Regions from separate parts of the Homo sapiens genome. Here region 2 is linked to region 1. Evidence: chromatin loops called from intact Hi-C (ENCODE). Cell type or tissue: mammary epithelial cell. All regions are shown on one strand. Each heading gives the region's core, and the rest is flanking DNA. Links, peaks and the distances in the headings are about the cores only. Region 1 overlaps MYO5A (myosin VA). Region 2 overlaps MYO5A (myosin VA).

What was found. Peaks named below come from ENCODE experiments on the same cell type or tissue, not always from the same donor. Only the 100,000 strongest peaks of a DNase experiment are listed, where the experiment ranks them.
Region 2: a loop joins it to region 1, with 2.2 times the contacts of the local background. A loop is called at or near these places in 6 of 110 quality-filtered maps.

Annotation. Positions count from the first base shown.
Region 1 is chr15:52,431,361-52,447,415 of GRCh38, reverse strand. It overlaps MYO5A (myosin VA), which reads left to right. Exons shown (of 42, transcript NM_001382347.1): 2 at 14,131-14,241. Among named protein-coding and RNA genes, the nearest start is that of MYO5A, 89 kb to the left of the region's middle. In mammary epithelial cell, for the core only: no CTCF peak of the experiment used is centred there; a DNase peak (open chromatin) is centred at 6,795.
Region 2 is chr15:52,489,173-52,505,227 of GRCh38, reverse strand. The region is part of intron 1 of MYO5A (myosin VA); the gene reads left to right. It also overlaps the pseudogene EEF1B2P1. Among named protein-coding and RNA genes, the nearest start is that of MYO5A, 32 kb to the left of the region's middle. In mammary epithelial cell, for the core only: no CTCF peak of the experiment used is centred there; a DNase peak (open chromatin) is centred at 8,277; H3K27ac peaks cover 1,456 bases.

The DNA.
Region 1 (16,055 bases), core at 3,568-11,567:
TTGGCTCATGGTTCTGCAGGATGTACAGAAACCATGGCTGGGGAGGCCTCAGGAAGCTTCCACTCATGGTGGAAGGCAAAAGGGGAGTGGGCACATCACATGGCAAGGATTGGGGAGAGAGAAAGCAAGAGAGAGAGCGAGAGTGTGAGTGAGTGATAACGATCTTGCGAGAACTCACTATCACGAAGACAGCACCAAGCCATGAGGGAGCCGCCCCCATGATCCAAACACCTTCCACCAGGCCCTACCTCCAGCATTAGGGATTATAATTTAAGATAAGATTGGGTGAGGACCAATATCCAAACCATATCATTCCTCCACTGACCCCTTCCAAATCTCATGTCCTTCTCACATTGCAAAATACAATCACACCTTCCCGACAGTCCCCCAAAGCCTTGACTCATTCTACTATTAACTCAGAAGTCCAAATCCAAAGTCTTATCTGAGACTTTTCTCCTTCCACCTCTGAGCCCATAAAATCAAAACAAGTTGACTACTGCCAAGATACCGTGGGGTATGGACATTTCTCCCATTCCAAAAGGGAGAAATTGGCCAAAAGAAAGGGGCTACAGACAAGTTTGAAACCTAGCAGGGCAATCATTAAATCTTAAAGATCCAAGATAATCCTGTTTGACTACACGTCCCATCCAGGGCACACTGATAGAAAGAGTGGGTTCCCAAGGCCTTGGGCAGCTCTTTGTCTGTGGCTTTGTAGGGTTCAGCCCCTAGGGCTGTTCTTATGGGTTGGAGTTGAATGCCTGTGGCTTTTCTAGGCTGAAGGTGCAAGGTGCCAGTGGATTTACGATTCTGGGATCTGGAGGATGGTGGCCCCCTTCTCACAGCTCCACTAGGCAATGCCCCCTTGCAACTCTGTATAGGGCCTCCAACCCCACATTTTCCTTTGGCACTGCCCTAGTAGAGGTTCTCTATGAGGGCTTTGCCCCTGCAGGAGGCTTTTGCCTCGGCACCCAGGCTTTCTCATACATCCTCTGAAATCTAAGTGGAGGCTGCCAAACGTTCTTCACTTTTTATTCTGTACACCTACAGGCTTAACACCACATGGAATCTGCTAAGCTTTATGGCTTGCATTCTTCAAAGTGGCAGCTTGAGCTGTACCCCGGCTTTTTTGACCCTTGGCTGGAGCTGGAGCTGGAGCAGCCAGCACGCAGGAAGCAGAGCTCTGAGGCTGTGCAGGGTAGTGGGGCCCTAGGCCTGGCCCTCTACACCATAATGTCCTCCTAGGCCTCTGGGCCTGTGGTGGGAGGGGCTGCTGGGAAGGTCTCCGAAATGCCTTCCAGGCCTTTTCCCCATTGACTTGGCTGTTAGCACTTGTCTCTCTTTTAGTTATGCAAATTTCTCTAGCAAATGGTTGCTGCTCCACAGCCTGCTTGGATTTCTCTCTTGCAAAAGCTATCTCTGCCACATGGCCAGCCTGCAAATTTTCCAAACTTTTATGCTCTGCTTCCTGCTTAAATATATATTCCAACTTTAAGTCGCTTCTTTGCTCCTGTACCTGAGTGTAGGCTGTTCGAAGCAGTCGGGCCACATCTTGAATGCTTTTCTGCCTTGAAATTTCTTCTGCCAGATACCTTAAATCATCACTCTGAAGTTCAGTTCCACAGATCCCCTAGGGCGGGGGCCACATTGTAGCCAAGTTCTTTGGTGAGGCGTAACACACGTGACCTTTGCTCCAGTTCCACTAAGTTCCACATTTCCGTCTGAGACCTTCTCAGCCTGGCCTTCACTGTCTGGATCACTATCAGCATTTTGGTCACAACCATTTAACCAGTCTCTAAGAATTCCAAACTTTCTTTCTTCTTCCTGTCTTCTTCTGAGCCTTCCATATGCTTCCAACCTCTGCTGTTACCTAGTTCCAAAGTTGCTTCTACATTTTCAGTTATCTGTATGTGAGGCAATCCCTCACTCCTAGTACCAATTTTTTGTGTTAGTTCATTCTTGCATTGCTATAAAGAAAGACCTGAGACTGGGTAAGTTATAAGAAAAGGGGTTTAATTGGCTTACGGTTCTGCAGGCTGTACATGAAGCATGGCGGCATCTGCTTCTAGGGAGGCCTCAGGGAGCTTTCACGGTGGAAAGCAAGGCAGGAGCAGACACATCACATGGCAAAAAGCAGGAGCAAGAGACAGAGAAGGTGGGCGGAGGTTGCAACACATTTTAAAATGCCCAGATCTCACGAGAACTCACTATCACAAAGGCAGTAGCAAGCCATGAGGGATCTGCCCACATGATTCAAATACCTCCCACCAGGCCTCACCTCCAGCATTGGGGATTACATTTCAACATGGGATTTGGGCAGGGACAAATATCCAAACTGTGTCATTTCCCAAGTTAGCAAAAGACCTAGAAGTGTCGATTCCCAAAGCTGGGGAGCAACACAAAGGGAGCTGCCTGTTATAAGTGGGAGGGAAATACATACCGGCACCTGTCTATTATTTCCCAGGTACTGTTTTGGCACCTTATCCATATTGTCTCATATAATGTATGTGTTGTTTGATGTTTAATGCCATGATTCCTTAAATCTTACCATGTTAAGACATTTTAGTTAAAATTTAAAAAATTACCCATGACTTCTTTCATCACTACATCATTTATCAGGGTGATAGATAGTCTATGTGGGAGGAAGACCCCTATATAAAGAGGCCTGTACATATTTAATATGACTTCCATTTAATACTTTTTTCTACATTGAGAACAAGTGTTGAAAATGATAGGAAAGTGTGAGTTGTTTTGCTTAGTTGAGCAACTTTGGTCCCAATCAGGAGAAAGTGATTCAATGAGATTGTGTTTTTCTTATTCTTCCTTATACAACCTAATCATTTTGAAATCAGAGATCTTTCTCGGTTTGAATTCTGCTTCTGCCATTTATTAGCTGAGTGACTTTGGGGCAAGTTATCTAACTTCTCTCAAGTGTTTTGTTGAATAAGGAACTTCTTTAATAATAATTATAAAGCATATTATGAGGTTAAGTAAAGTTAGGACTTTTCTTTATCCTGATCAAAGTCCTGTGATGAATACAACCTATATAGTTCGCTTCCCTGTTGGTGATTCTGTTTTACCTTTGATTATTTTAATTATTTAGAATTTTGTGGTTTAAAATACCACCAGCTAATTATAGATGGAAATACTAATTTTTCTTGATATGCATATTAACACTGTTCTTAAGAAGTGAGATCTAGTTCTGAAAATAATCTTTACACGAATGTTAAATAACTACAGTGTCTAAAAATACTCATTCCAAAGCTCTGTCATCTCACATAAAATTTTAGAAAAATAAGAATATTTAATTTTTGCTACTTAATGGTGACAAAGCATATCCATCAATTTGCAAGTTCTTGTTTTCTTCCTAAATTTAAAATGATAATTTCAGTGTCTGGAGGGAGCTGACTTGAACTTGATTTTCCTTTTTTTTTTGGAGACAGAGTCTTCCTCTGTTGCCCAGGCTGGAGTGTAGTGGCACAATCTCGGCTCACTGCAACCTCCGCCTCTCAGGTTCAAGCAATTCTTGTGCCTCAGCCTCCCAAGTAGCTGGGACTGTGCAGGTGCGTGTCACCACTCCCAGTTAATTTTTTGTATTTTAGTAGAGACAGGGTTTCACCATGTTGCCCAAGCTGGTCTTGAACTCCTGAGCTCAGACAATCCACCCGCCTCGGCCTCCCAAAGTGTGATTTACTTTTTTTTTTTTTTTTTGAGATGGAGTCTTGCCCTGTCGCCCAGGCTAAAGTGCAGTGGCCCAGTCTCAGCTCACTGCAACCTCTGCTTCCCTGGTTCAAACAGTTCTGCCTCAGCCTCCCGAGTAGCTAGGATTACAGGCACCCACCACCATGCCCAGCTAATTTTTGTGTTTTTAGTAGAGACGGGGTTTCTCCATGTTGGCCAGGCTGGTCTCGAACTCCTAACCTCGTGATCTACCCGCCTCAGCCTCCCAAAGTGAAGCGTGATTTACTTTTAAACCAGGTACATTTCACAGTATATGCAAGGTAACTTGCAGAGTCAGCAAAAAAATAAAAATTTTAAGTCAACCCTATGATTTTGTTCATTTATAGAAGTTCATGAACCTGAGCTCATTCATTAAAATTTTAGTCTTCAGCATCCTCAGATTGTTTTTTTGCTGTTATTGACTAACCTCATTTTTGGTAGAGCCTTCATTCTCTTGTCAGAGCTCATTGGAACACTGCAGGATGGATGGCAAGCTGATTGGCATGGCTTTGACATGTTGTCTTAGATGAGACATTCTTAAGTTTCACCAGATGACATGGGCCAGTTTAATAGCTGTTTTCATTATGATACCAAGAACAATTTGGGGGTGGAGGAGGGGAATTCCTTCATAATAAAATCTACTGTTTTGGCCAGGCACGGTGGCTCACGCCTGTAATCCCAGCACTTTGGGAGGCCAAGGCAGGCGGATCACAAGGTCAGGAGATCGAGACCGTCCTGGCTAACACGGTGAAACCCTTTCTTTACTAAAAATTAGCCAGGATTGGTGGCATGCACTTGTATTGTAGTCCCAGCTACTTGGGAGGCTGAGGGAAGAGAATCGCTCGAACCTGGGAGGTGGAGGTTGCAGTGAGCCGAGATCGTGCCACTGCACTCCAGCCTGGGCAACAGAGCAAGACTCTATCTCAAAAAAAAAAAAAAAGAAAAAAACTGTTTTAACAATGGGTGGGCATAGTGGAGTAGAAAGAATGTATGGCTCCTAGAGTAGACTTGGAACTTCATCTCTATCATGTTTAAGGTTTAAGCCTCAATAGCTGTTAAAATGGGTTAGTACTGGGGTTAGTTATTGTGATTATTTGAATGAAATTATACATGTAAAATACCTGGGCCTCTACTGGCACACAAAAGGTGCTCAATAAATGTTAGCTCTGGTTCCTTATAAGCCTTTGCTAAGTCCTGTCAAGCAGAGTTGGTTGTCATTCAGCTCCTCGGCAGCATTTCTGTGACGCTGCAGTGAGGTACAGGACACTTCTGCTCTTCACTTCTCGACTCTACCCAGAATGCACCATGTGTTCAGCACTCCACACCCCTTTTTTCTCTTACACCCATTTTACTGTGACCCCTTGCCCTGATCTAGACCCTCTGGCTTTCCTTTCTTCCCATCTGTCCCCCTCCTTGCTGCTCCAGGAGATGGCTGGTGGAGGTGGTGGCGCCAGCATTTCTTTTCCTTCTGAGGAAGGAATTTGTGGTAGGGTTTGGGTGGGGACTGAATCTCTGTTCTGGAGGTTTGGGGTAGCTTCCACTCTAAACACATGAACATGAAGGGAAGAGTTGTGGGTTTGTCGGGGGTGGGAGGAGAGAAAAGGATTTCTCATTACTTCTCTGCTCCCCACATGCCTAGCTCTTTTTCCTTCTGTCACACAAATATTTCTTACATAACTGTCTAATGCATCATGCATATTCTCTGTTTCTGGAAATTACAGAGCCTTTCAGAAGATTTTGGGAGTGTTTGGTAAGACCGATAATTCTTTTTGTCCACCCTCTTGGAAGCTAAGAACACTCATATAACAAAAGTTTTTTGAAAAATTATTATGGGCAGTCCCTGCTGAATAGACAAAGTTGAAAAAGATACAGCTCTCCTTGCAAGGAGCTCACAGTCTTTAAAGATAGGCACCCAAAGTCATCATTTAGTGGGATAAGGATTCTAGCAGAAGATCGTATAAGGTAATAGAGATGTTGAGAATGGAGAGCCAAATGAGGAGAAGAAGTCAGGAAAAGCCTGTTAGAGGAGGTGGCACTTGAACACAGAATTGAGGAATAAATAGGAGCTTGCTGCTGAAGAGGGAAGAGATTGTGTTTCAGATGGAGGAAACAGCTACAGCAAAGGCTTACAAGTGTGAAACAGCATGGCTTGTTCAGGGTATAGCAAACCCATAGTTTTCTGTGACTGGAGAATAGAAGTGGCAAGTGAAAATTGGTGGGGAGCAGGATGAAATGTTTAAGAATATATTCCATCAAGGGCCTTCAATAGCGTAAGTAGTGTTCTACTTATGAACCTAAGTGGTGGGCATATGGAAGTTCATTACGTCATTCTTTCATTCAACAAATTATTTATGTATACACACACATGCAGACACACACACACACATCCTCTTGTATGACATATTTCATAACAAATTTAAAAAATACAAAATACACCATTACTAAGGGGGGCAATTTTCTAGATTTCCTAGTTTCTTTAATAATTTTTGTTTCCTTTTTTCTGGGGAGCTCATCATGTGCTTTTAGAATAGTAGTTCCTGAATTTTTTATACCAAAAACATGCTCTAAAGACTATATGAATTACTTAGTAATCATGTGTAACATCCGCATTAATGTCAGATTTCAGAGGAGGGGGTACTGGTGACGTTTCAGGATTTCTTCCCTGCTTTAGTTCAAAGCCCAGAGGAGCACTTAGTTTTTGTAATATGCTTGATTGAATTGTGACATAAAGCACTCATTTTTGCAAACATTCACAATGGGCTATCGAAAGTGAGCCATGGCCGATTCTGAATTGCCAAGCTGCTCATGATTTAATACAGAAGCTAATAAAGATGTGCACATGTGCTATAAAGCAAATAATGTATATGGGAGTTAGGGGGAGAAGAGAGAAGATCATATGGGTCAAATTCTTTGGGTTTTGAGGGCTGGTCAGTTTACTCTGTTAATGCTGTTAGTTTTGTTCCCAAAAGTGTCTGGGGCATCAGAAGCAACTGCTTTTGGTGCCCACACCCTCAGTGTTCCTTGACAGACAAAACACAAGTTAGCAAAACTTCCAGTGAGTCATCTGCATCAATCAAGGGCCTCTTCAGTGTTGTCATCATGGTAAGATACCAAAAGAAAGATGACTGGTGGGCCAGGTGCGGTGACTCATGCCTTTAATCCTAGCACTTTGAGAGGCCGAGGTGGGCAGATCACCTGAGGTCAGGGGTTCAAGACCAGCCTGGCCAACATGGCGAAGCCCCGTCTCTACTAATAATATAAAAATTAGCCAGGTGTTGTGGTGCATGCCTGTAATCTCGGCTACTTGGGAGGCTGAGGCAGGAGAATCGCTTGAACCTGGGAGGCAAAGGTAGCAGTGAGCAGAGATTGTGCCACTGCACTCCAGCCTGGGCAACAGAGCGAGACTCCATCTCAGAAAAAAAAAAAGAAAAAGAAAAAAAAAAGATGGCTGGTGCCTCCTTAAACATGCAAGGCTGGGTGTAACCCCCAAGGAGGTGCAAGGGCAGTGCTGGGTGAGCCAACACTGCTTGGTGCCTCTCTCTGGCATGTTCCAGTGCCAGCATGTCCCTTGAACGTGCCTTTCTAGTGCTCTTCTTTTAGACTCTGTCAAAATTACCTCATTGCTGCCAGGCAGGCCTCATTAAATTGTATTGTGGAAGGACAGATGTCTTTTATTTTCCTTGCAAGCTATTATGCAGGTTAAATCTGTGCTAGCATTATTTTCTCAGATTTTAGCTATTATAAAATTTAGTCCGTCTTCATTTTATTCTCATCCTGATTTTTTGTCAAGTGGTTCATTTGAATTGTCACAAATCTTTGATGTGTGTTTACATTTTATGTAGTTTAGGTTTATTTTCTCATTTCTCCCTCCCTAGGTTTTTTCTTTAATCCCAATACCTCAAATCTCAGGCTCTTCTTTTTCCTTCTCCTACCAGTTTCTACATCATTATTTACTTTTTCTTTACCTACTACTTCATGAGTCTCTCTTCTTTAAGCCTCTGATTCATGCCCCATCTCAACCCTGCTTGGTGGCCTCAAACTCTGGTATGGCTTCATGGAAAATCCTGAGCTAAGCCTGTGGAATGTTGCCAATTTTTCTCACCTCTTTTCCTTGCCTTACCTTATCTCAGTCTTAAATAAAATCAACATATATGTGCTGCCCACAAACTATGGGCCAGGAACTTGGCTGACCTCAAAGGGGATTCAAAGATGGCTTTGAAAGAGTATATAGTCTGGTATGGAAGGTAGGTAGATTCATAAATAACTAAAATAAGGTTTCAGGTAGCATAAGTGAGATGTTTGAGAGACTCTCACAAGATAATGAGGGACTAGATCTAGAGTAGTGTGAGTGGAGAAGAGGAAACGGGGATCACTGAAAGAGAGCCTAACCCTTTGTTAGCTAATCATGACAGAATCCAGCTACATGACAGTGTTACCGGGTCGTCCTTGCTCCCAGAGCTCCCAAGATGGTGGCAGGCCACTTCCAAAATGGCGGCGGGCCACTTCCAAGATGGTGGCAAGCCTCATGTTCTCTGACCTGGGGTTCTTGGCCTCACGGATTCCAAGGAATGGAATCTTGGGCCATGCGGTGAGTGTTATAGCTCTATTAGAAGCCGTGGGTCACGGAAGAGAACTGTGGAACCCAGTGACTGACTAGTGTTCAGCTCGATTAGGACGAACCCGGGCACTTAGCCATGCAGGAACGATGGCAAGCCTGTAGCCCTATCGGGAGCAGCAGTGGGCGCCTAGCTGGATCAGGAGTACAGCAGACACCCTGCTGGATCCACCCTGTGGAAGTCAGCCACAGGTCTGTAACAGTGGCAAACAGCAGTGGTGGACGGCGAGCGAAAGCTCAGCTCGAGCCGTAACAAACACAGACCAAAAGAAAGTGCAGTTGCAAGATTTAATAGAGTGAAGACAGAGCTCCCATACAAAGGGAGGGGACCCAAAGAGGGTAGCCGTTGCCGGCTGGAATGCCTGGGTTTATATCCCGATCATTGTCCCTCCCGCTGTGCTCTTAGGCGATAGATGATTAGCTATTTCTTTACCTCCTGTTTTTGCCTAATTAGCATTTTAGTGAGCTCTCTGATGGCTCGGGTGTGAGCTAAGTTGCAAGCCCCATCTTTAAAGGTGGACGTGGTCACCTTCCCAGCTAGGCTTAGGGATTCTTAGTCTGCCTAGGAAATCCAGCTAGTCCTGTCTCTCAACAGGGGCTTTCCCTTGCCTTGCTGGGGCTGTGTCCAGTTTGATTCACTTTGGCCAGGGTTATTGTTTTCTAACTGCTTCTTTTTCACCAGGAGGGCCTTCTGCAGACTAAGTAGGCAGTGTCTATCCTTGTTTCTGATTCCTGCCCGACTCACACTGTGTCCCATTTCTAGGTTCCTCATGCGTTCCAGTGGCCTTGTCTTCTTGCCTGCCTTCCCCCAGTCTTCTCACCGGATGTGACTGGACAAGTTTAGTTCTATTCCTGCCATGTGTATTTGCTTTGCGGCCTGGGGGAGGCAGGGTTGGAAGTGATGAAAGCAGTAGGAAGTGGCATATCAGGTTGAGATTTCCCTGTTTCAGCATCTAAGGTATATATCCTCAAACTGACCCCCTTCTGGCATAGTTGTTTCTGCAGAGTCACTGATCTCATTGGTTAAGATGGAAAAGAACCACAGAAAGGCAATGGTAATAATAGAATGGTTTCTGACCTATTTCTCCTTGGATGCTTTCCTCAGAGGTAAAGCTAAGATAAAGAGGAAATTGGTTATCAGGGTGGTGTTCAGTGTTTAAATATCTTGCTTTTGGTGAATATGAGGGCCTTATCCTCCCACTGCTTATCTGTAAGTGTTGTTAACATCTAGCCCTTGGAAATCTGGTCTTTGGCAAAGTATCTACTTTTTGCAAAATACTTGTGGAAATCTGAGCTGGAGCTCCCTACTAACACAGAACATGAAGGCACTTTCTAGATTTAAAGTCTCCTCATGTTTAGGCACTGGTCAGTCATGCTTCTACAAACTCACTTGGACACATTTTCCTTTTTTGTGTTTTCATCAGTCAAGGTGATAGGTCATTTCATGATTCTGAATATCTCTCTCTCTTTTTTTTTTTTTTTTTTTTTTGAGATGGAGTCTTGCTCTGTTGCCCAGGCTGGAGTGCAGTGACTTGATCTTAGCTCACTGCAACCTCCACCTCCTGGGCTCAAGTAATCCTCCCACCTCAGCCTCCTGAGTAGCTGGGGTTACAGGCACGAACCACCATGCCTGGCTAATTTTTGTATTTTTAGTAGAGGCGGGGTTTCACCATGTTGGTCAGGCTGGTCTCTAACTCCTGAGCTCAAGTGATCCGCCTGCCTAAGCCTCCCAAAGAGCTGGGATTACAGGCATGAGCCACTGTGCCCAGCCCGACTCTTAATCTCTTTATATTTATATATCTTTTCTGGAACCAGTAGTGCCTTCCAGAGAAAGCTACAAAAGTGCTGTCTTTGTAAAGTAAGCTTCAGAGTGGGAGCAGTTAGTACATAGAAATATTTATTACATGAGTAAGGCTTTAGTGATATGTACAGATATTACTCAGTTTATGGACTGTGTCCCTGGGAAAAAAGTTGTAAAACAAATTTCAGTAACATGTTTGATATATGACATTAGAAATCACTTCCTATGGGAAAAACAGTAACAACCCCACCTTGTACTTATATATTGGTTTATACTTTTCATGAAGTTTCTATGTGCGTAAGCCTTTGCAATAAACTAGAAGACTATTGTTGTCATCCTCATTTTATTGTTGCCTGAAATAAAGGCCAAGGCCCATCTGGTGGCCCTGGGAGTAGAACCCATAGTCTAATTCCATACTCTTTCCTCTGCAAACTGTTTAGATTAAAAGTTTGTATGTGTTGGTAATAATAAGAGAAAATTAAAGCAATTGAGCGAGCTTTTAATCATGCTACTTATATTCAATTTAAAGAGATGCCTTTTATTCTGATCTTCTTTCGATAAGTTCTTACTAAGCACCAGCTCTGTGTCAGGTACTGTTCTAAGTACTGCCTGCTGTGTTGAACAACACAGACACAGAACTTATGTTCTAATGAAGGAAGAGAGATAGTAAATAAGTAAACAAACAAGAACATAACAGCAGGTGATTTCAGATAGTGAATAAGAGTGCTGAAGAATGTAAAATAGAGAATGGTAATAGTAGTTTGGATTGATTTCCGCTAGAAAGGTCTGGGAAGGCCTCTCTGAAGAGGTTTACATTTGAGCTATCATATAAGTGAGAAGGAGGCAGACATAAGCAGATCTGGGAGAAGTACATTATAGAGGGCTTAACAAGAGCCAGGGTCTAGAGACAGGAGCAAACAAAACTGTGTTCCTGAAGAACTAAAATAAGATCTGCATAGTGCCGGCTTAGAGGTTGGCAGGGGAAGGAAAGGACAGGTCATGAAGGCCCTTGTAGAACATGGTAAGGGATTTGTATGTTAACTATGATGGCCAGGCCAGGTGTGGTGGCTCACGCCGTAATCCCAGCACTTTGGGAGGCCAAGGTGGGAGGATCACTCTCTGAGGCTAGGAGTTTGAGACCAGCCTGGCCAACATGGCGAAACCCTGTCTCTACTAAAAATACAACAACAACAAAAAAGTAGCCAGGTGTGGTGGCAGGCACCTGTAATCCCAGCTACTTGGGAGGCTGAGGCAGGAGAATCGCTTGAACCCCAGAAGCGGAGGCTGCAATGAGCCGAGATCATGCCATTGCACTCCAACCTGGGCAACAAGAGGAAAACTCTGTGTCAGAAAAACAGAAAACAAAAAAACTGTGATGGCTATTTGTCCTACTGTTTTCTTGTTAAAATGTCCTTTATTTTGTAAAACGATGGTGATATTAGACAGTAAATTGGTATTTATGTTGCCTCTGCTGAGTGTGAGGGCTTTAGCCTCTACTTGTCTGTAAGTGCTGCCAATAATTAATGGTTTTATAATCTTACTTGTCAAGACTAAAAGTTAGTTAATAACCTTATATCAGTCCCCAAACTTTAAGTAAAAAATTTTACCAGCCATGAAATCTAGTAGTTTGGAAACTATGGCAATATACCACAGCAGCTTCCCAATAGGAAGGCTTGAAAATATTTGTCAGTAAAGAGGTTAACATAGGCTGGGCATGGTGGCTCATGCCTGTAATCCCAGCACCTTGAGAGGCCAAGGCGGGTGGATCATGAGGTCAGGAGATCGAGACCATCCTGGCTAACACGGTGAAACCCTGTCTCTACTAAAAATAGAAAAAAATTAGCTGGGTGTGGTGGCATGTGCCTATAGTCCCAGCTGCTCGGGAGGCCGAGGCAGGAGAATCACTTGAACCCAGGAGGCGGAGGTTGCAGTGAGCCGAGATCGTGCCACTGCACTCCAGCCTGGGTGACAGAGTGACAGAGTGAGACTCCGTCTCAAAAAAAAAAAAAAAAAAAAAGAGGTTAACGTAATATCCAGGACAGTGGCATGGCATGCTGAAATGTTTTTCTTAATTTAAATTATCTTGAATCTCAGATCTACCTGTACTTTCGTTCACCCACTTTCTTTTCGCTTTCTCCTATCTGTAAGTTCATCACTGGGTCATATAAATTTCTCTTGTACTTGGGAATGACCTTGTTACAAGCTTCCAGAACTTTGTGCCCAGTACTTAGAATAGTCATTACATTATCACAGTTCTTTGGGAAGTTGCCCCATATTTAACATACTCAAATCCAAATGCTCCTTCTCAAAGCTCCAAGTAAATTAGTACCCTGATTATTGTTAAAAATGAAATCTAGAGGTGAATTTACATGAAATGAGGATACAGATACAGGCCAGAGACCGGGTTCAGTCTGGCCCATGCCAGCCATGATTGATTGTGTCATGTCTTTCCCTTGCTGGCTGAATCTAGGATTCCTGTTTTCATATGTGATTTGTTCATGAAAATGGGCATTTAGGTTTAGTGTATGTGTGTTTTAAAGGGAAATTTCTTCCCAGAGAGTCCAAGCACATAAAAACACTTCTTCAATGTGGTATTCGAAAGATTTGTGCATGTTAGTATATTTTGTTCTTTTTCTTCAAAATTGACCACATAATCTTCTGGCTTATGTCCAGGGAGTATCTAGTTGAGGCAAAATATTTGCTGCTTTGGGAATCCCTGATGATTACCATGCCTTTTTCATGATGTTGAGGCTACAGGAGCTAAGCTTATTAGTGACTGGCTGTGCCATTTTTACCATTTCCCACTCATCTTTATAAAATAATGAAGGCAAAATGCTGAACAACCGTGTTTCTTCAGTTTTAAAAAATCTGTTATTTTTATTCTCCTCTTCTCCCTACTGTGATGGCTCCTGAAGGATGTCTGAGAAATCACTAAGGCTTTGCAGAGCACAGGATGCAAACCACCATAAAAAAATCCAAATTGTGGGCCGGGCACGGTGGCTCATGACTGTAATCCCAGCACTTTGGGAGGCTGAGGCAGGTGGGTCACGAGGTCAGGGGTTCGAGACCAGCCTGGCCAACATGGTGAAACCCCGTCTCTACTAAAAATACAAAAATTAGCTGGGCACAGTGGCACATGCCTGTAGTCCCAGCTACTCGTGAGGCTGAGGCAGGAGAATCACTTGAACCCGGGAGGCAGAGGTGGCAGTGAGCCGAAATCGTGCCACTGCACTCCAGCCTGGGCAACAGAGCGAGACTGTATCTCAAAAAAAAAAAAAAAAAAGAAAAAGAAAGAACAAAAAAATCCAAATTGTAAACCCAGCCATAAAAAGATGGCAGTGCTGTTGAAACTGGCAGAACCACAACACCATAGCTTCAAAAATAGATCTTATGTGTACATTTTAACCTAAAATTATACTTTCAGGTGGCATTTACTGTGTAAAGCAAAGTCAAGCTTTGATCATAACTGTTTTTTCAGAGCACACTTTTTATATAATTTGGGAATGGTGGTGCTATGAGAGCTAAAATATTTTTTGTTTACTAATTTAAAAAGTAAATTTCAGCTGGACGTGGTGGCTCACACCTGTAATCCCAGCACTTTGGGAGGCTGAGGCGGGTGGATCACCTGAGGTCAGGAGTTTGGAGACCAGCTTGGCCAATATGGCGAAACTCCATCTTTATTAAAAACAAAAAAATTAGCTGAGTGTGGTGGCAGGCGCCTGTAATTCCAGCTACTCAGGAGGCTGAGGCAGGAGAATTGCTTGAACCCAGGAGGCAGAGGTTGCTGTGAGCTGAGATCATGCCACTGTACTCCAGCCTGGGCAACAAGAGCTTAACTCTGTCTCAAAAAAAAAAAAAAAAAAAAAAAAGTGAATTTCATGTTGGCCAAGATTTCTTTTTTCATAAATTGTTTAATTATAAATAGTTATCATATGTTTATATATGATTGTAAAATAATTGATTTGCTAGTTTAAATTTTTTTCTTTTTGTCTTCTAGTTTGCCAGGGTTTGGATACCTGATCCAGAGGAAGTCTGGAAGTCAGCAGAGCTGCTCAAAGATTATAAGCCAGGAGATAAAGTCCTCCTGCTTCACCTCGAGGAAGGAAAGGTGAGATCTCACTTTCATTTGTTGTCATTGGCATAAAGTGAAGGGAGTTCAAAAGTGTAAATTTACTGTGAAGTAAACTCCCAATGGAAGTTAAATTTTGAACTTACCTAGAATTTTTACTTACTAAATTGGTAAAAATGGCAAACTCAGTTTTCTATCCTGATAGTGTTTTTAATGGCATAGATTAGTGAAAATAGCAGATACTTTAAAAAGCTTCTATTTTGGCCTGTGAATTTATTATGATTATCAGGTTTAGATTCACATCTAATCCTAAAACTCTTGCATTTAACTGGTGTGCTATGGGGAGTGCTTGTAGTGTTTTTAAAAAGAGGCATGGTGCCAGGTCTTAGAGGAGACTCATTGGTGGCAGCATGGAGAGCAAAACTGAGGGGAAGATACTAGTTGGGAGGAAGGCGGGGAAGAATTAGGCCAATTAGGAGGGCTTTTAATACCAAACTAGGGAATTAACTTATTTAACATTTATTGGTCATCTGCTTTGTTAGGCAAAATGTTCGGCACTTTGGAGTGAATTTTCTCACGTTAAATTTCACACCAACCCTATGGGTTGGCAGGTGATATAATCACTATTTTCCAAATAAGAAAGCCAAACTTCAAAGTCATTAAGTAGTTTTGCTCAAGGTCACACAGCCAGGAAGTGGCTTTTGGAATTTGAAGTGAGATTTGAACACAGATGACTCTAAGATGAGTGCTTATACTATTTGACTATATTGGATTTTTGCAGATTGCTGGCCATGACCAGTTGCTTAAGGTGATGTCTGCCATGTTATCCACTGTAAAGTTACTGTTTTCCCTTTGTAATTAATGAATGTCATTGTGTTGGGGCAGATGCTTTGAGGCCACTCATATATCCTGCTTCTCCTTAAACTTTTCCTGCTAATATTTGCCCAGTGTTCATTACTGTGTCTTGCCTGCAGCAAATATCGTTGTGTTCTAGTGGTGATTCTCCATTTCTTTCCTTCCTTCTATACTTATTAACTAGAATTCTTCTATAGGGAAGGAAGTATTGTTTCTCCTCTCCCATTTATTTATTACTTTAATCATTTATTTATTATGGGCTCATGGGTATTTCTTTTATTCTTCATTACTATCATTATTTATTTTATCAATTAAATTGTTCCAGCTTTGGTCATTGAGATCTCTCTTAGATTGGGTCCTTTGACTTTTTTGACAGGTCCCTATCCTTTTTTATTTTTTTTTGAGGCAGGGTCTCACTTTGTCACCCAGGCTAGAGTGCAGTGGCTTGATCATGCCTCCCAGGCTCAGCCTCCCTCCCTAGTGGCTGGAACCACAGGCATGAGCCACCATGCCTGGCTAATTTTTAAATTTTTTTAGTAGAGATGGAGTCTCAATATGTTGCCCAGGCTAGTCTCGAACTCCTGAGCTCAAGCAGTCCTCCCACCTCGGTCTCCTGAAGTGCTGGGATTATAGGCATGAGCCACTGTGCCTGGCTTATTTTTTTTTTTTTTTTTAGATATAGCACTTCTCCTGGTACCCTAAGATACTTACCCTGTATTTCCCCTTTCCCAGCCCTGTTACCTTATATTGGAGGATAGTATTTGACAGCCAAGATCTGAGCACTAGGTGTGCTCATTGCTATTGAGATGACACCACTTCTCAGCCCTCTTAGCATAGAGAGCTAGAAAAATATATACATGGATGGATAGATAGATACTAATATGTATGCATACTATACTAATGTATACTCAACCATCTATACTTACTTTATGTCTATGTTTACATATGTATGTATGTGTTTGTATGTATGTATTTTATATATATAATGTGTTTTTAGA
Region 2 (16,055 bases), core at 3,498-11,497, 58 kb before region 1:
CTGGAGGCCGGCGGGGCTTTTCAGGTCTCCAAAACCCATGGCTTTGGCTGTATCTGAGAGTTCTCCATGTACGAATTGAGGGCCCTGAATTAAGTGGCCCACAGATTGTCCTTGGACCTTTTGTTGCATTTGAAAATAAATTAATAAAATGGGCCTGTCTTAAATTCCTACCTCCACAGCTCCCGAAGATAATGGGAACTGCCGAGTCTGAGTTCTTAACGACATTATTGAGCTGCCAGAATAGCCCCGAGATAACCTTCTCTGGACTTCTTGTTAAGGATACAAACTCCTAAGAGTTTAACCTACCTGTCAGACTTTTCTTTTTTCTTTTTTTTTTTTGAGATGGAGTCTCGCTGTGTCGCCCGGGCTGGAGTGCAGTGGTGCGATCTCAGCTCCCTGCAACCTCTGCCTGCTGGGTCCAAGCAATTCTCTGCCTCAACCTCCTGAGTAGCTGGGATTACAGGTGCCCGCCACCATGCCCGGCTAATTTTTGTATTTTTAGTAGAGACAGGGTTTCACCATCTGGTCTTGAACTCCTGACCTCGCGATCCACCCGCCTTGGTCTCCCAAAATGCTGGGATTACCGACGTGAGCCACCTCGCCCAGCGTTCTGTCAGACTTTTCTGTTCCTTGTAGCTGAAAGCATTCCTAATGTAAGATGTGGCAGCTTCAATGTGAATAAAGTTAATATAAAATTGGAGAATTTGTCTATATGGTGTTATTTAGGCACAGAAATACAGGTAATATGGGAATATGACAGCATTCGGGGGTGAAAGATCAATTCTAGTCATGCTTTGGACATTGCAAAACATGGGTATTAATGCCAAAGAATCCAGTCCTAGTCATAATTTCTAGGTTTTCTGGCTACCTCCTCAGTCCTTTCCCACTGTACTTACGGCATTTTAAAGTGTTATCTTCCCCAGGCTTAGAAACCTGAACATGACAGAGGCAAGGATTGAAGTTTCAATAATATGGGAGAAGCTAGCTGGGTATGAGTAAGAGTGAGTGGGTGGAGGACATCAATTAAAGGATGAGTGTGTAGAAACATATCAGTTTTCTAACCATGGTTGTTTCTAGGATATCCCAAGTTTATGGTATCTGCAAATTCTTGAATTTCAGTGGGGGAAAGAAGAGAACAAGATATTTAAAAAGGCAAAAAAAAAAAAAAAAAAAGAAGGAGAAACAGCAGCAACAGCCTTTGAAGGTCTAGAAAATTTTCATGCAAGCGTTAAAAGCTCCTTCAACTTAGGGTTTCACTTCCGCCTGGTTTCTGAACACTTATGTGAAGTTGATGGTAAAGCAATGTCGATCATGTGCTAACCCATTCCTGTTAAGTTTTAGATTAATGGTAAAATGTTTGGTAAATTTGTTCATTTGGTATGGAAAGTTAAAGTAGAGGTAGATAATACCTCTTAGAAGTGAGAAAATACATAGGACCCTTGTGGAAAAAAAGTAGTTAGGAAATTAAGAAAATTTGACCATATCAGGAGACGAACATAATAAGTTTCCACTTACTTAATTTTTTTGATTCAGTTTTTATTTCATTCAGTTTTGTTGTTTCTAAAATTTATTTTTGTAAATTTATTATTATTTTTCCTAGACATGGTCTTGCTCTGTCACCCAGGCTGGTGTGCAATGGCACAATCTTAGCTCACTGCATCATCCTCCCAGGTTCAAGTGATCCTCCCACTTCAGCCTCCTGAGTAGCTGGAACTACAGATATGCGCCACCATGCCTGGCAAATTTCTTTATTTTTTTTTTTAGAGACAGCATCTCACTATATTGCCCAGGCTGAACTCCTTGTCCTGAACTCCTTGACTCAAGAGATCCTCCCACCTTGGCCTCCCAAAGTGCTGGCATTTACAGGTGTGAGCCACCATGCCCAGCCTAAATTTATTTTTTATTGATACATAATAGATGTACATATTTTGCGGGTAATGTTATAATTTAATACATTGATATAATTTATAAAGATCTAATCAGTGTAATTGGGATAGCCATCACCTTCCCTATTTGTTTTTTCTTTATGCTAGAAACATTCAAATTAGTCTGTTAGCTATTTTGAAATATACAGTAGATTATTGTAACCTGTAGTTATCCCACTGATCTGTTGAACACTAGATCTTATTTCTTCTATCAAACTGTATATTAATATTTGTGCCCATTAATCAACCTCTCTTTATCTCCCCGTCCCTGCTACCTTGCCTGGCCTCTGGTATCCACCAGTCTACTCTCTTGTCTTCATGAGACCTACTTTTTTAGCTCTCACATATGAATGAGAACATGTGATATTTGTCTTTCTGTGCCTGGCTTATTTCACTTAACATAATGACCTCTGGTTCTATCCATGTTGCTCCAAATGACAGGATTTCAACTTGTACTTAAATTTGTATCGTTTGCTGAGACTTACAAGGCAATCTCTGTTTCCTTAATCATAAAGGAAGACACTAATTCTTTGTGTAACTGAAGAAATCAACCAAAATGTTATTTACTAATGGCACAATGAGAGAATTGATTACTTTAAATGGAGGCTGACACTTGCAAACCCCTGTATGTGTTCATCTGCCTTTTACATTTGTCAACTAGGTTGGTATCCTCTCTGTTCTCTTACTAAAAGTTTTGGAAATGGCTGGCCTTACTGATCAGACACTTCTATAGATGTGGTATGGTCAGAGGTTATATTATTTCTGGTTTGGAGTGAGAAAGAGAGTTTGTAAATGCACTATAGGTAAATATGGCAAGTCTGCAATTACAGCACTATTAAATATTTAGATCTTATGTACAAATGATACAGAATAATTACGAGCTTTATTTTATATTTTGTCTCTACTCTCTGTTGTTCAGTGTTAGACCCTGAAGTACTTCTGATCTAATTAGAATCCATTTTGTCAGGTTTTGTGAATTTCAAAAATTTATGTATGTATGTATGTATGTATATATGTATTGGGATGGAGTCTCACTCTGTTGCATAGGCTGGAGTGCAGTGGCGCGATCTTGGCTCACTGTAACCTCTGACTCCCAGGTTCAAGCAATTCTCCTGCTTCAGCCTCCTGAGTAGTTGGGATTACAGGTGTGTGCCGCCATGCCCGGATAATTTTTATATTTTTAGTAGAGACGAGGTTTCACTGGCCTGGCTGGTCTGGAACTCCTGACCTCAGGTGATCTGCCCGCTTTGGCCTCCCAAACAAAAATTTAATATTAGTTTATATATATAAATACTATCTTGACCACTATTTAAAAAAGATAATTAACAGCATCTCATATTAATATGGATAAATGTCTAGGATATATTGTTAAATAGAGAAAAGTAAAATACAGTGTGTGTGTGTGTGTGTGTGTGTGTGTGTGTGTAGTATATGTATGTGTGTGTGTGTCTGTGTGTATGCCTATGTTATGGAAGTTTATACTAGACTGTTTAGACTGCTTAAAATATTTTTTTCTGTGGGCAAGAGGGTTTTGGGAGATTTTCATTTTCTATTAATACTTTATTCAATTATGTAATATCTGAATTGTTATAATCAACATACATTCTTTTATAATCAGAAAAAAACAAATATTTTCTTTTTTCAAGTAGTGTAAACAAATATATTCCTTTTTCAATTTTATCTTATTTTTATTTTTATTATTTAGAGCCAGGGATTTGTTCTGTCATCCAGGCTGGAGTACAGTGGCACAATCATACCTCACTGCAGCCTTGAACTCCTGGGCTAAAGCAATTCTCCCACCTCAGTCTCCCAAGCAGCTGGAACTACAGACACACCACCACGCCCAGCTAATTTTTGTATTTTTTTGTAGAAACGGGGCCTCACAATGTTGCCTAGGCTGGTCTTGAGCCCTGGGGCTCAAGCGATCCTCCCTCCTTGGCCTTCCAAAATGGTGGGATAACAGGCATGAGACACCACACCTGGCCAAAGGTATTTCAAAGAGACATTTTTGAGTAAAAAAAAAACGTTTTCTGGCTGGGCGCGGTGGCTCACGCCTGTAATCCCAGCACTTTGGGAGGCCGAGGCGGGTGGATCATGAGGTCAGGAGATGGAGACCATCCTGGCTAACAAGGTAAATCCCCATCTCTACTAAAAATACAAAAAAAATTAGCCGGGCCTGGTGGGAGGCGCCTGTAGTCCCAGCTACTCGGGAGGCTGAGGCAGGAGAATGGCGTGAACCCGGGAGGCGGAGCTTGCAGCGAGCCAAGATCTTGCCACTGCACTCCAGCCTGGGCGACAGAGCAAGACTCCGTCTCAAAAAAAAAAAGTTTTCTGATTTTGTGTATACACACAATACAAACAATATTTAAATATATTTTATAATATATTTAAAGCATTGTTTGATGCTTTTAGAATTGAGATGCCTCACTCCTGATCCATTTTTTGGTGTTGGGATTAGCCTCTTGGATTAGGCATGAACTAAGAAGAACGTTTTTTGAGAGAAGGGAGAGAAAAGGAGAAAGCTACCTGAATGAACTGATTTGGAGGGTACTAAGAAAGGCTACAAATAAAAGAAAATCCATAAAGAATTTCTACAACTCAACGACAAACAACCAAAGAACCCTATTAAACTCCCTGTTGAAAAATGGGCAAAGAGGCCAGGCATGGTGGCTCACACCTGTAATCCCAGCACTTTGGGAGGCCGAGGCGGGCGGATCACCTGAGGTCAGGAGTTTGAGACCAGCCTAGCTAACATGGTGAAACCCCGTTTCTACTAAAAATACAAAAAATTAGCTGGGCCTGGTGGCGCACGCCTGTAATCCCAGCTACTCAGGAGGCTGAGGCAGGAGAATCACTTGAACCCTAGGGGCAGAGGTTGCAGTGAGCTGAGATCGTGCTATTGCACTCCAGCTCGGGTAAAAAGAGCGAAACTCCATCTCAAAAAAAAAAAAAAAAAAAATGGGCAAAGGATTTGAATAGACATTTCTCCAAGAATATATACAAATGGCTAATAAGCACATGAAAAGATGCTGAACATCATTAATCATTAGGGAAATGCAAATCTAGCCTACAATGAAATATCATTTCATGCCTATTATCACACAAAACAAAAACAAAAAAATACAAATGTTGAAGAGGATGTGGAGAAATTGGAACTCTTGTGCACGGGTGGTGATAATGTAAAATGCAGCCACTATGGAAAACAGTATGTCAGTTCCTCAAATTTTTATTTATTTTATTTTTTATTTTTAAGAGGCAGTATTCCTCTGTCACCTACGCTGAAGTGCAGAGGGGTGATTGTAGCTCACTGTAACCCTCAAAATCCTCTGATCACCCAAGCGATCCCCCTGCCTTGTTCTCCCAAAGCACTGGGGTTACAGGTGTGACCTACTGTGCCCGGCCCCCTAAAAAAATTAAACTGATAATTACCATATGATCCAGCAATCTCACTTCTGGGAATATACCCAAAAGAATTCAAAGCAAGGTCTCAAAGAGATACTTGTACATCTGTGTTCACAGTAGCATTATTCACAATGGCCAAAGGATGGAAGCAACCCAGTGTCCATTGGTGGATGAATGGATAAACAAAATGTCGTGTATTTATACAATGGAACATTATTCAGCCTCAAAAAGGAAGGAAATTCTGAAAGATGCCTCAACATGAATAACCTTGATGACATTATGCCATGTGAAATAAGCCAGTCACAAAAGACACATACTGTGTGATTCTACTTACATGAAGTACCTAAAGTAGTACAATCGGTAGAGACAAAGTAGCATAGTTGCTCCTAGTGGCTGAGGGAGGGGGAAAATGGGGCGTTCATTTAATGGATATGGAGTTTCGGTTTTGGAAGATGAAAAAGTTCTGTGGACAGACGGTGGTGATGGTTACACAACAAAGCAAATGTATTTAATACCACCACTGAAGTGTATACTTAAAAATGATAAAGGTTGTAAATATGTGTATTTTACCACAATTAAAAATAATAATAAAAAAAGAAAATCCATTAATGCTTCAGAATCTTCTAACCTTTTCTTGGCCATCCTCTTTGCAAGTTGTTATTTTAAAAGCTTAAATATCTTTAATGTCTTATGGTAAACAAGTATCAGTCCTTCCTTCACTGAGAATGAGATAGGTAGCTAGAACTGGGGATGGAGGAGAAGCTGCTTCAGGAGTAAAAGGGCAAAGAAAAAAGGAGATACTTTGGGCCACTAAAAGCAATTTCAGTCACATCACAATTTTGCCTTGCCTTGGCTCTGCCCCACAAAGCCTAGAATCTAGTAGTAGCTCTAGTTTTTAAAAATCTTAAATGATATCTTACATTTGATATGCTTTATGGAATTCCTGACTACATTCCTGAGCCAGCAAGACATTTGTAGAAATTCATCAAGTCTTTACCACTGCTATTCCATTAGGGGTTAATATGGGTGAGTATTCACATAATAATCTTGGTATGGGGTTGGTACTTCTAAACATCAAATGAAGGCAAACCATAAAGGAAAAAATTGACAAGAATATACAGTTTCAAGCTCTCTACAACAACAACATGTTCAAAAGGACATTAATAGGCCATCTGACAGAACAGGAAAATATTTTTAATTCTTTGGTTCAGGGCTCAATATCAATATATAAAAAGTAATAATATCTGTGAGAAAGACTAACACCTTAATAGAAGAATAGAAAACACTAAGGCAATTCACAAAAGAAACTTAGCCTGTAAACATTGAGGAAGTGTTCAACTCAGTAATGTAAGAAATGCACATTAAAATGAAGAGGTTTTTTTTTAACCAAACAAATTAATAAATATTTTTTAAAATCACACTTATTTCTTAGGGAAATGAACACTATCACAAACTGCTAGTGGGAGTAAAATTCGTTCAGTCTTTCTATAGGGCAGTTTAACACAATATATGTATCAGAAGCCTTAGAATTTTTTACACCCTTTGAGCTAACAGTCATAATTTTAAGATTTATTTTCAGGAAATAAGCATGAATGAATATTGGAAGGATGATTATGTCAGTGCTGTGGAATAGTGTATCCAAGTGGAGATAACGTAGATGTCCAGCAATAGGGAATTGTTTACATAGATTATATCTGTACAAACTAGTGTTTTATAATTTTATTAGTCTTCTTAAATAATTAATTTTTGGTTTTGTTGATTTTTCTTTATTGTACAATTATTTTCTAGTTTGCTGATTATGAGTTTTTGTTGTTTTCTTTTTTCTACTTTCTTTGAGTTTAATTTGCTATTCTTTTTGTAGCTTCTTGGAATGAATGCTCAGACATTGCTTTTCAGCCTTTCTTTGCTTCTAATATATGATTTAAGGATGTAAATTTCCCTCGAAGCAACACTTTGGCTATATTCCTCAGGTTTTGATATGTTGAATTTTTATTATTTTTCATTTATTTATTAATTTCCCTTGATAGTTTTTCTGTGAATCATTTCATAAAGAAATTGCTTTATTTCCAAAAATTTGGCAGTTTTTAAGTTATCCTTCTGCCCTCAATTTCTTCTTCTGCTTCTTTTTTTTTTTTTTTTTTTTTGAGACAGAGTCTCACTCTGTTGCCCAGGCTGGAGTGCAGTGGCGTGATCTTGGCTCACTGCAACCTCCACCTCCCGGGTTCAAGCGATTCTCTTGCCTCAGCCTCCCGAGTAGCTGGGACTACAGGTGCACACTGCCACGCCCGGCTAATTTTTTGTATTTCAGTAGAGACAGTGTTTCATCATGTTGCCCAGGCTGGTCACGAACTCCTGAGCTCAGGCAATCCGCCCGCCTCAGCCTTCCAAAGCACTAGGATTACAGATGTGAGCCACCGCACCCAGCCAATTTCTTCTTTTAAATATTTAAATTTTATTTATTTATTTATTTATTTATCTATTTATTTATTTAAGCTATTTCAGGACATCTGCTCTCAACTTCTAGCATAATTTCACTGTGAACAATGAATATCTGCGTATATTTTTTGAAATTTGTTGAGACTTGCCATCCTGACTCCTCATTCCATCTGCTGCCAGCTGCTTTTAACATTTTTTTCTCGGGCTGGGTGCAGTGGCCCACACCTGTAATCCCAACACTTTGGGAGGCTGATGTGGGTGGATCCCTTGATCTCAGGAGTTTGAGACCAGCCTAGGCCACATGGCAAAACCTCATCTCTACTAAAAATACAAAAATTAGCCGGGCATGGTGGTGCATGCCTGTAGTCCCAGCTACTCAGAAGGCTGAGGTGGGAGAATCGCTTGAGCCTGAGAGGTGGAAGTTGCAGTGAGTCGTGATTGTGTCACTGCAGTGCAGCCTGGGTGACAGAGCAAGATGACTCTGTCTGAAAAAAAAAGCTGTTTCAACTAAGATCACACCCTCTTGCAGGGCAGCCTATATCGGTGACTGACTGGTTGTTGCACAGGTTTAGTAAAGGCCCATCCCCATTGTGCCAACTCAGGACTACCCTGAAGGAAGGGCATTCCAGTTTCACAGCACCTCATGGGGTTGACTGAGGGAGGCATTGCATTCTTCTCAAAGTGTATATTGAATAGAACTTAAACTTTTCTCAGTGTTGAGTCATCAATAGTCCAATAGTACAATGAAGCCCTCATAGTCTACTAAGGTGTTATGGGATATTTGCCCATATACCTCAAGTCAAAATATTTGGAGGGCCTGCGTCCTTCATGATAATGTCATAAACCCTTACTTTTTGTTATATTTTCAAAGCTCCTCTAGATCCCTGTATTTTCACAGCTTTTCTTCCTTAATGAATACTCTTCGGAGGGTCTTCCTAGATTTTAAGAACCTTCTTTAATCCCCAGCCATTTTATAACTCGACTTCCTCTTTCACCTCAGCCACAAGGGACTGGACCAGGAGTGGCAACCTAGTCATTCCGTGTCCATTTCCTGGGACGTTTCCAGGGGAGGAAGCTTACTTTCTGTAGTTACACCTGTAAACTTGAAGCTCAGGAGCTATGCAGTGGGCATCTTTTACCAGTCATGTGGCCTAGAAAGCACAGGGGGCAGATATACACAAATGAGCAGAGATGAGAAACCAAGAGGGATGATGAGCCATCTAAGCCCTGCTTCCAGTCCTGTCTGAAGCACTGTTCCTGTTCTTGGACTTCATGAAGGGACCTATATCCTTATAATCTTCTTTGCCTGCCTTAGCTTAACTCAGGCCAGTTTATGCTACTTAGGACAACATTAATTTTCTTTTTTTTTTTCATTTCTCTTTTTTTTAAAAATTATACTTTAAGTTCTAGGGTACATGTGCACAATGTGCAGGTTTGTTACACATGTGCCATGTTGGTTTGCTGCACCCATTAACTCATCATTTACATTAGGTTTTTCTCCTAATGCTATCCCTCCCCCTGCCTCCCACCCCACGCCAGGCCCTGGGGTGTGATGTTCCCCACCCTGAGGACAACATGAATTTTCTAACTTAAACTCAGATGAACTTGGAAACTGTATAACAGATAAAATTATAAAATAAGACTAGAGGTAGAGTTTTTGAATGAAAACAAGGGATTCTCTCTCAAGAAAAGCTTTAATGCATGCAAGGACTTTATGCCTTCTCTTTTGACCACTCAGAGTCCATTTTTGCTTCTTAAACTTCTATTTATCTATCTATTTACTTATTTTAATTGACAAGTAAATACTGTATATATTTGTGGCTTACAATATGATGTTTTGGTATATGTATACACTATGGAATACCTAAATCAAGCTGTTTAACATATGCATTACCTCACTTTCTTTTGTGATGAGAACACAAAATCTACTGTCAACAATATTCAGATATACAATATATTGTTATTAACCATTGATTATCATGAAGTACAATAGATCTCTGGAACTTACTCTTCCTGTCTAACTGAAATTTTGTGTTTTTTGACCAGTAGTTCCTCAATGTTCCTGGCCCTCAGCCTCTGGTAATCTCCATTTCACTCTCTGCTTCTATGACTTTGACTTTTTTTTACAATCCACATATAAGTGAAATCATGCAGTATTTATATCTCTGTGACTAGCTTATTTCACTTAACATAATGTCCTCCAGGTTCATTCATTGTCCCAAATGACAAGACTTCCTTCTAAGGCTGATTAGTAGTATTCTATTGTGTATATGTATAGTACATTTTCATTATCCATTCATTTGTTACTGGACACTTAGGTTTGCTTTGGATAGTTGAATTTTGGCCATTTTAAAGTCAATTTAATTTTTTTAGTATTTTAGGCTTAAATATATTTTGATATATGTCAAAAAATATGGATATATATATATCATATATCTCAAGAATGAATGCTAGCTAACATTGAAACTTGTAGATAGTAGAAGGAAAATTAATTTGCCAATAGGACATTGTTGAGAATTATGTTATTGCCAACCTTTAACATTTATTGTAAAGTCTATGCAATAGCTGTTCTTGCTTATGTATTGAAGTGCTCAGGTAGATAAATTCAGCGGAATCCTTAACACTTGCCCGTAGCTTGGCACCTAGCACCTAGGATAATAGATAACAAGAAAGGCCAGGCACAGTGGCTCATGCCTGTATTCCCAGCACTTTGGGAGGCCAAAGTGGGTGGATCACCTGAGGTCAGGAGTTCGAGACTAGGCTGGCCAACTTGGCAAAAACCTATCTCTACTAAAAATACAAAAATTATCCGGACGTGGTGGTGTGTGCCTGAAGTCCCAGCTACTCGGGAGGCTGAGTCAGGAGAATCTCTTAAAGCCAGGAGGGGGAGAATGCAGTGAGCCGAGATGGTGCCACTGCACTCCTGACCGGGCGATAGAGCAAAACTCCATTAAAAACAAAAAACAAAAAACAAGAAATAACATTAGATCTTTTATTTAATCATAATGTTATTTTGAAGGACCTCTGTGACTAAATACTATAGTATATTTGTAACCCAATACTAAATGATTTCCATTGGCAAGAAAGATCTGTGGGTGTTAGCACAGAACCAAGAAGACCCTTGGTCCCTTGTACATCTGTGGGCTTTGTTCTGGTCCCCAGCCAGAAATTTCATCTTATATTTTTGTTCATATTGGATAGCAGATTATGGGTGGATTAGTGAAAAGCCATCCTTAGTAATAGGGAATGTTTTGATGATGAGTCATTAATGCTTTTTGTTTGGAGATCAAAGATGACACCATTCAGTGATAAACATGTATTTCCTTCATATGATATAGGGAACATGTTTGACTCTGTATTGCTGATTTGCTCTGGTCCTCCCTGCCTCATTCTTTTCTGTCTATTACAGGTCGACATCTCAGATTGTGGGGTGTTGGAGCGAGGGGCCAGGCAGTGAAGCTTGCTGTGCTCGTAGTTTGCTCTTGGGCTTTTAGTTGTTTTTTTCTACTCTTGTATGATACAAGCTAAAATATGGTTTCGTAATATTTTTGTTTCAGATAATTTATTATTGAATACAGATTATAGTTTCAGATAAAGAATATACTTTTCCTATATTTCCCTCACTTCCTTCAATTCTTGTCTATGGAGGCTGTGTAACAGTAACTCAGAATGCACGGTATTTCTAGTGTGTGGACCTTGTTGTCAAGGTTTTAGACACACTGAGCCTAATGTCTTCTAGAGTATAATATTATTGTATAAGCAAGTATCAGTGCTAAAGAATACATTTTTTTTCTTTTTTTTTTGAGACTGAGTCTCGCTCTATCGCCCAGACTGGAGTGCAATGGCATGATCTTGGCTCACTGCAACCTCTGCCTCCCGGCTTCAAGCGATTCTCTTGCCTCAGCCTCCCGAGTAGCTGGGATTAGAGGGGCCCGCCACCGTGCCCAGCTGATTTTTGTATTTTTAGTAGAACGGAGTTTCACGGTGTTGGCCAGGCTAGTCTCAAACTCCTGACCTCAAGTGATCTGCCTGCCTCGACCTCTCAAAGTGCTGAGATTACAGGTGTGAGCCACCATGCCCAGCTCCAGTAATAAATTTTTGAAATGGAAGAAACATTCTCCATTCTTTGTTAATGTGCTATGGGAAAGAGTGGCTACATATTTATTTTATAGCTCTGGAATTAATGATTCAAAGTATTATACATCTCATTTGCAATGCTCCATAGATTATTTAAGATCATTTGCTAGCCACTTAATCTGTGGCTATAATTAAATTACTCTCAAACTTCCGGCTCTGAGATTTAGTTTTTCTTGGACAAAAGGCTACCTTTTCTATCTCTATCTTCCAAAACATGTTCACTAACTCTTGAGAGTCCCAATCAAAAGCCTTTTTCACATATGGCCTGCACCTCAGGCCTTTCTTCCCTCAGGCCTTGGTGATAGACTAAGGGTTCTATAAATTCTGATTCTCATCCCCACCAGCCTATAGGCTCTGTTGACTCATAGCCTAAGCACTATCTCTGAGTTTTCTCCTATGTTTAAAAACTACCAAAACTTTTTATTATGGGAAAATCTCACATATATACTAAAGTAGAAAGAACAGTACAATAAATTCCCATGTGCCCGGGCCCCAACTTCAACAGTATCAACTCCTGGCCAATCTTATGTCAGCTATATCCTCACTCATTTTGCCTTTCCATGTTATTTTGAAGCAAGTCCCAGACATACTGTTAATTCATCCCAGATATTCCACTGTGTATCTGTGCAGAAAAGAGCATAGCAGGCCTGATTGCTGTCCTTTGGAAGGCCTGTTTACAAGGTTGGCCCTTGGCGAGCATCTGGGAACTTGGATTTTGGGAGGGTTCTCAACCACCCTAACTAGTAGTAGTGTACTGTACCTAAGCTTTGTGTGCAAACTACATGGTTTGTGGTGAATACTTGCTTTCCTTCTGGGAGTCTGGAATCTTAGTAAGTGCTATACAGAGTTTGCCTATGTAACCTGTCCTCAGTAAAAACTGAGCAATGTGTCCCTAATGAGCCTCTCTGGTAGACAGCATTATTGTAACTAGCCGCTGGGGGAATTAAGCCCATCCTGTGTGACTTCACTGGGAGAGGGCTCTTCGAAACCTGTATTTGGTTTCCTCTAAACATTATGTCATGCACCTTTTACTTTTGCTGATTTTGCTCCGTGTCTTTTTGCTGTAATAAATCTTGGCCACGAGTACAGTTATATGCTGAGTCTTGTGAACCCTCCTACCAAATCACCAAACCTGGGTGTGGTCTGGGGATCCCTGACAGATTATCTCTAACATAAGCACTTAAAAAAATCTATATATCTATGTATGACCACAAAACCATTGTGACACCTAAAAATGTTTATAATTCCTTAATATTATCAAATATCAAGCCAGTGTTTGCATTTCCTATTGTCTCATAAATGTCATATTCTTTTTGTCTACTTTGTTCTAATCAAGGTTCAGGTATTGCAACTGGTTGACACTTATTGTAAGTCTCAAGCTATAGGTTCGTACTCTATCTCTTTTTCTTTTCTTTTTTCCTTGAAATTTATTTTGTTGAAAAAACTGGATCATTTTTCCTGCATAGTTTCCCGCAGTCCAGTTTTTGCTAATTATGTTGCCATGGTGTAGTTCAATGTGTTGCTTTGTAAATTAGTAGTTGGATCTAGATGCTTCGTGTATGAGTTTTTGAAAGCCCAATGCCTTCATATATCCTGAGGATATGCCTTAATTTCCGTTTGATTAATGTTTGCCAAGAACATTGATGTACTTGGATAAAAGGGGATTAAACAGTAAATATCTTTGTTTTTGTTAGCATGAGACAGATCTTCTGACACTTGGAGCCTGACTCATGTTACTTTAGAGAATCCAATAAAAAATACATGGCTTAGTGTTCATTACTTGCTTTTCAGGAGGTAACCCTGGCGGGGATCTCTGAGCAAAAGCTGGCTTTAATTATCTAGAGTTGGTACAGTGTCATTGTGACTAGATATTATGATGTAGGTGGAAATGTGGGGTTTTCTTATTTTTTAAAGACTCTATAAAAACAAAATATTAATAGAAAACATCAGAACCCTACTAAAAATTGTAGACCCCCACATGCATTAATTTTCTATGCAATGAAATCCTTCAGTACCTTAGTAATGAAGTTCTAATTAATGAGTTACTTAAGTCCCTCTTAATTCAACTTGGTAGGAATAATCCAACAGCCAAGGCCCAATGTAGTTATCATCGTAGGTCATCTTTGGAGATGTGCCTTTTTTGAAACAGCTGGATGGTTGGGCGTTTAATAAATATTTAGAATGTAAATGTATACTTAAATTTAAAAAAATTAAATTGTAAAATACACATAACGTAAGTTAACCATCTTAACCATGTGTAAGTGTACAGGTCAGTAATGTTAAGTACATTCATATTGTTGTACAACCAGGCCAGGCATGGTGCTCACACCTATAATCCCAGCACTTTGAGAGGCTGGGGCAGGAGGATCCCTTGAGCGCAGGAGTTCAAGACCAGCTTAGGTAACATAGTGAGACCCCGTCTATACAAAAAATAAAAAAATTAGCTGGATGTGGTGGCTGCACCTCTAGTTATAGCTACTTGGGAGGCTGAGGTGGGAGGATTGCTTGAGCCCAGGAGTTTGAGGTTGCAGTGAGCTGTGATCATCACACCACTGCACTCCAGCCTCGGCAACAGAATGAGACCCTGTCTCAAACAACAACAACAACAACAACATATTGTTGTACAACCAATCTCTAAAACTCTTCATCTTGCAAAACTATATCCCTGTACCCATTAAACAATAACTCCCTATTCCCCACTCCCTCTAGTCCCTGGCAACCATTATTCTACTTTCTCTCCCTATGAATCTGACTACTCTAGGTACCCTATATAAGTGGAATCATATAGTATTTGTCTTTTCATGACTGGCTTATTTCATATGGCGTAATGTCCTCAAGGTTCATCCATGTCGTGACATCTTTCAGAATTTCCTCAAGGTTCATCCATGTCGTGACATCTTTCAGAATTTCCTTCTCTTTTGAGGCCAAATAATATTCTTTTGAGTAAATACACCACATTTTTGTTTAATCTATTCATCCATTGATGGACATGGGTTGCTTCCATCCTTTGGCTATTGTGAAGAATGCTGCTGTGAACATGGGTGTACAAGCATCTCTTTGAGACCTTGCTTTCAAATCTTTTGGATATATAACCAGAAGTGGGATTCCTCGGTTATATAGGAATTATATATTTAATTTTTTGAGGAACCACCATACTGTTTTCCGTACTGGCTGCACCATTTTACATTACCAGGGTGCAGAGGTTCTAATTTCTCCAGGGCACAATCGTTCTAATTTCTCCACATCCTGTCCAACTCTTGTTATTTTCTAGTTTTTTGATAGTAGGTATTCTAATAGGAGTGAAATGGTATCTCATTGTAGGCTTGATTTGCATTTCCCTAATGATTAATGATGTTCAGCATCTTTTCATGTGCCTATTGGCCATTTGTGTATCTTGTTTGGAGAAACGTCTATTCAAAGTCTTTGCTCATTTTAAAATCAGGTTGTTCATCATTGTTGCTGTTCAGCTGTAGAATTCTTTTATTTTTGTTTTAAATTTACTTAGAGACAGGTCTCACTATGTTGCCTAGGCTAGTCTTGAACTCCTGGGCTCAAGCAGTCCTCCTGCCTTGGCCTCCCAAAGTGCTGAGGTTACAGGTGTGAGCCACCATGCACAGCTGAGTTGTAGAATTCTTTATATATTCTGGGTATGAATCTTTTATCAGATATATGATTTGCAAATATTTCCTTTCATTATGTGGGTTTCCTTTTCACTCTGTTGATTGTGCCCTTTGATGCACAGAGGTTGGTTTTTTTTTTTTTTTTTAGACAAAGTCTTGCTCTGTCACCAGGCTGGAGTGCCCTGGCACGATCTTGGCTCACTGCAACCTCTGCCTCCTGGGTTCAAGCAGTTCTCCTGCCTCCGCCTCCCGAGTAGCTGGGACTACAGGTGCGTGCCACCACGCCCGGCTAATTTTTTGTATTTTTAGTAGAGACGGGGTTTCACTGTGTTAATCAGGATGGTCTTGATCTCCTGACCTCGTGATCCGCCCGCCCCGGCCTCCCAAAGTGCTGGGATTACAGGCATGAGCCACCGCGCCCAGCCGATGCAGAGAGGTTTTAAATTTATTTACCTTTTTCTTTTATTGCCTGTGCTCCTGGTGTCAGCTCCAAGAAATCAGTGCCAAATTCAGTATCATGAAGTTTTCCTCCTGT